Regions from separate parts of the Homo sapiens genome. Here region 1 is linked to region 2. Evidence: read pairs that join two places in POLR2A ChIA-PET (ENCODE). Cell type or tissue: PC-3. All regions are shown on one strand. Region 1 overlaps ALOXE3 (arachidonate epidermal lipoxygenase 3). Region 2 overlaps DNAH2 (dynein axonemal heavy chain 2).

Region 1 (2,500 bases), 300 kb after region 2:
AATTGCTTGAACCCGGGAGGCAGAGGTTGCACTGAGCCGAGACCGCGCCACTGCACTCTAGCCTGGGTGACGGAGTGAGACTCTGTCTCAAAAAAAAAAAAAAAGTAAAAAATCTTCTCTGCATTTGTGGTTATACGCCTTTCCCATTCCTAATGCTGTGTATTTATGTTCCCTTTCTTTCTCTTTTTTATTTTCCTCCTTGATTAGAATTGTCTAGGCCAGATGCAGTGGCTCACACCTATAATCCCAGCACATTGGGAGGCTAAGGCAGGAGGATCACTTTAGCCCAGGAGTTCAAGACCAGCCTGGGCAATATAACAAGACCCTGTCTCTACCAAAAATCAAAAAATTAGCCAGGCGTGGTGATGCCTGTGGCCTCAGCTACAGGAGAGGCTGGGGTGAGAGAATTTCTTGAGCCCAGGAGTTTGAGGATGCAGTGAGCCATGATCATGTCACTGCACTCCAGCCTGGGTGACCCTGTCTGGAGTTGACCAGGCTTTTTTTCAGACAACCTGACCCTGTCAAAAGAGAGAAAGAGAGAGAAAGAAAGAGAGGGAGGGAGGGAGAGGGGGGAGGGAGGGACGGAAGCAAAAAAAATAGTGCTGTAAGTGACAGTCTGCCACTTCTGGGCCTAGACTTGAAGAAATCTGAAAGCTTGTTTGCAATCTTGGAAGCCAGCCACCGTGCTATGAGGAAGTCCAGCTATCCTGCTGGGGAGAGACCCCTTGGAGAGTCCTGGGGGATAAGACAGCATATGGAGAGAGAGAAAAACCACACAGGTGCACTGAGGCCCCAGACATGTGAGCAAAGCCTTCTGGGAACTTCCAGCACAGCCCAGTCACCAGCTGATTGCATGCAAGTGTTTCACCCTAGCCAGTACCCTCTGGACTGCCCAGCCTAGCCCTGCCCAAATTTCTGATCCAGAGAATCTTAAGAAAAAAGAAATATGTCTGTAGTTTTTTTATTTTATTGTATTGTGGTTTTTTTTGAAATAACAAGTTTTATGTTTTTAAAATCAGATTGACATCTAATTTCTTTTTTTCTTTTCTTTCTTAAAGATGGGGTCTTGTTATGTGGCCCAGGCTGAAGTGCAGTGGCTATTCACAGGCATGGTCATGCACACTGCAGCCTTGAACTCCTAGCCTCTAGGAATCCTCTCTCTGCGGCCTCCTGAGTAGCTGGGACTACAGGCCTGTGCCATTGCACCTGGCTTAATACTTGATTTCTAAAACTGTAGTATAGCCATCAAAAAAACAGAACACACACACACACCAGAGAAAGAAAGAGAAAACACAGCAGAAGACAGAAATATGACACTGGATTCAAAGCCTACTTACTAGCTCTGTGCTGTTGAACAAATTGCTGAATCTCCCTGAACCTCAGTTTTCTCCCCTGTGAAGTGGAACTACCATTTATTGAACATTTATATGCCAGCACGGTGCCAAGCTGCTTTTTTTTTGTTTTTTTTTTTTTGAGATGGAACTTCACTCTTGTTGCCCAGGCTGGAGTTCAGTGGTACCATCTCAGCTCACTGCAACCTCTGCCTCCCGGGTTTAAGTGATTCTCTTACCTCAGCCTTCTGAGTAGCTGGGTTACAGGCATGCATCATCATGCCCACCTAATTTTTGTATTTTTAGTAGAGATGGGGGTTTCACCATGTTGGCCAGGCTGATCTCGAACTCCTGACCTCAGGTGATCCACCCACCTCGGCCTCCCAATGTGCTGGGATTACAGGCGTGAGCCACCACGCCTGGCTGCCAAGCATTTTAAATAGAGCTATGTATTTGGTTCACATTTTAAAATCATGTACACAAAGGATCTGATTTAATAACTGAGACATGATGGCTCCTCAGTGACAGCTGCCATTATTATTGTTGTTATAAATTTCCAAGTTAAACTTTCTATAGTTTATAGGAGAGAGCCCTCCACCCTCATGCTGTTGTCTACTTATCTGTCATCCCTCTGGGACCAGATAGGGACAGGACCCAGAGTCCTGCCATTCCCAGGATATAAGGTAGCAAGTTAAAACTTGCCAGGAAGATCAAATATGTGGGATCTTTCTTTTTTTGTTGTTTTTTTGTTTTTTGTTTTTTGTTTTTGTGTCACCCAGGCTGGCGTGCAGTGGCGTGAACATGGCTCACTGCATTTTTTTACTTCCTGGGCTCAAGTGATCCTCCCACTTTAGCTCCCCCCAAGCAGCTGGGACCACAGGCACACACTAATACGCCCGATTAATTTTTGTGTTTTGGGTAGAGACAGGGTTTCACCATGTTTCCTAGGCTGCTCTTGAATTCCTAGGCTCAAGCAATCCACCGGCCTCAGCCTCCCAAAGTGCTGGGATTGCAGGCACGAGCCACTGTGCCCAGCAACATCTGGAATCTTTCCAGCACCAAAGGGAGTCAAGCGTGAGAAATAAGAATATTCACCTGTTAGAGAGCTTGTGTGCAAGACGGCTGGGTGGAAACAAAGATGATGGGAACCAGTGATAAAGGGCTACTTG
Region 2 (2,500 bases):
TAGAGTCAGATCGCACAGGTGGAGGGCTCAGTCCCACAATACACCCGCCGCTTCTGATGCTAACCGAAAGCCCAGTGTTTTACCTGTGTTTCTGCCTGGCCGGTTATAAATCAAGGGTTCCCACCACCCCCTTGTCAGGTTCAGTTAATTTGCTAGAGTGGCTCACAGAACTCAGGAAACACTTCACCTACTATTGCTGATTTATTGCAAAGGATATTTTAAAAGATACAAATAAGGCTGGGCACGGTGACTCACGCCTGTAATCCCAGCACTTTGGGAGGCCAAGGTGGGCCGATCACTTGAGGTCAGGAGTTCAAGAACAGCCTGGCCAACATGGTGAAACCCTGTCTCTACAAAAATACAAAAATTAGCCAGGCATGATGGCGGGTGCCTGTAATGCCAGCTACTGGGGAGGCTGAGGCGGGAGAATCATTTGAACCCGGGAGGTGGAGGTTGCAGTGAGCTGAGATTGCATCATTGCACTCCAGCCTGGGTGACAGATCGAGACTCCGTCTCAAAAAAAAAAATCAGAAATTGTGGGGCAGGTGCAGTGGCTCATGCCTGTAATCCCAGCACGTTGGGAGGCTGAGGTGGGAGGATCACTTGAGGTCAGGAGTTTGAGACCAGCCTGGGCAAAATAACAAGACGCCATCTCTACAAAAAAAGAAAGAGAGAGAGAGAGCAATAAATTGTTGCAATACTGGGCCCACATTCATTCCCATAGGGAAAAAAAACCAGGCTGGAGCTGAGGGACGGCTGCCTGCCCTGGGCCAGCCCACCTGCCTGTTCCACAGTGGGAAACAGAGGAAGATTCTCATGTAGGGGAGGTGGTGTGATGGAGACTGTTTAACAAGCTGATTCTGGTAGTGGTGTGTAGAACAAACCAGAGGAATGAGAGCCTGAAATCAAGAAGAGCCCTTGGGAAGCTGTTGGCAATGACCCAGGCAGGAAGTGATAGAATCCCGACCAGGATGGTGGGGGTAGTGTTGGTGGCAACAGAAAGGAAGGCGGACTCGAGACACACGGGGAAGGTGGACCTTACAGGACACCGCGCTTTCCGGAAGCCCCGCCTCTCCACACCCTGTCCTATTCTTTCCCCCAGGTTGCTGGGAGAAAAACGGCAGGAGCTGCTGGCCCAAGCCAATAAACTGCGGACAGGCTTGTTCAAGATCGACGAAACTAGGGAAAAGGTGCAAGTGATGTCGTTGGAGCTGGAGGATGCCAAGAAGAAGGTGGCTGAGTTCCAGAAGCAGTGTGAGGAGTACCTGGTCATCATTGTGCAGCAGAAGCGGGAGGCAGATGAGCAGCAGAAGGTCCAGGGCCCACGCCCACCCCCCGTGCCCCACTCCCACCAGTGCCGGCTACTGCGTCAGGGAACCCATGTTCCCCCCTTCTTAAATTTTCTTTAGTGACTGGGTGCAGTGGCTCACGCCTGTAATCCCAGCACTTTGGGAGGCTGAGGCAGGAGGATCACCTGAGGTCAGGAGTTCGAGACCAACTTGGCCAACATGGTGAAACCCTGTCTCTACTAAAAATACAAAGATTAGCTGGGCGTGGTGGCGGGTGCCTGTAATCCCAGCTACTCGGGAGGCTGAGGCAGGAGAATCGCTTAAACCCTGGGGGCGGAGGTTGCAGTGAACTGAGATTGCACCACTGCACTCCAGCCTGGGCGAAAGAGCTAGACTCCATCTCAAAAAAAAAAAAAAATTCTTTAGCTTTCTCTTTCATCTTTTCCACCAACACCGTCACTCCCACCTTTGCCCAAGGCAAAGACAAAAAACCCTTGTCCTTTTTTCATCCCTAGGCCGTAACAGCCAACAGTGAAAAGATTGCAGTTGAGGAAATCAAGTGTCAGGCACTGGCTGACAATGCCCAGAAAGATCTAGAAGAGGCACTGCCCGCCCTGGAAGAGGCCATGCGGGTACCAGGGGCGGGTGCAAGGATGGGAGCCAGGAACGCGAGGCCCCGGGGAAGGGAATGGGCCAGTCTTCTTTGTCCTCAAAGACTCTGGGGAAGTGGGAAGAAGAGGTGGCACCTCAGCTAGGTTCTGTCTCCAGAAGGTCCTGTCTTACCCTCACTTTATCCCCTTTTCCCCCAGGCCCTGGAGTCTCTGAACAAGAAGGATATAGGAGAGATCAAGTCTTATGGACGGCCCCCAGCCCAAGTGGAGATAGTGATGCAGGCAGTTATGATTCTTCGAGGCAACGAGCCCACATGGGCAGAGGCCAAGAGGCAGCTAGGTAAGCTAGAGACAATGAAATCAATGACTTCCACTCACCCAGTGTTTATTGATCGTCGGCTGTGCAGCAGACACTCAGAAAGATAGGGATGGATGAGGCATTGTTCTTACCCTCAAGAGCACAGGGCCTAGTAGAAAGGAGACCGCATGAATATCAGTTAAGGTTCTTTGGTTGTGGGTCGAGTGTGGTGGTTCATGCCTGTAAACCCAAGCTTTGGGAGGGCAAGGTGGGCAGATCACTTGAGCCCAGGAGTTTGAGAC

What was found. Peaks named below come from ENCODE experiments on the same cell type or tissue, not always from the same donor. Only the 100,000 strongest peaks of a DNase experiment are listed, where the experiment ranks them.
Region 1: POLR2A ChIA-PET joins it to region 2 with 9 read pairs; 2 of 35 experiments call an interaction of 5 or more read pairs at or near these places.

The regions. Positions count from the first base shown.
Region 1 is chr17:8,099,572-8,102,071 of GRCh38, forward strand. All of the region lies in intron 15 of ALOXE3 (arachidonate epidermal lipoxygenase 3), which reads right to left. Among named protein-coding and RNA genes, the nearest start is that of MIR4314, 13 kb to the left of the region's middle. In PC-3, no CTCF peak of the experiment used is centred here; no DNase peak of the experiment used is centred here.
Region 2 is chr17:7,803,154-7,805,653 of GRCh38, forward strand. It overlaps DNAH2 (dynein axonemal heavy chain 2), which reads left to right. Exons shown (of 86, transcript NM_020877.5): 59 at 1,103-1,313; 60 at 1,805-1,921; 61 at 2,099-2,240. Among named protein-coding and RNA genes, the nearest start is that of KDM6B, 30 kb to the right of the region's middle. In PC-3, no CTCF peak of the experiment used is centred here; a DNase peak (open chromatin) is centred at 1,028; H3K4me3 peaks cover 279 bases; H3K27ac peaks cover 1,997 bases.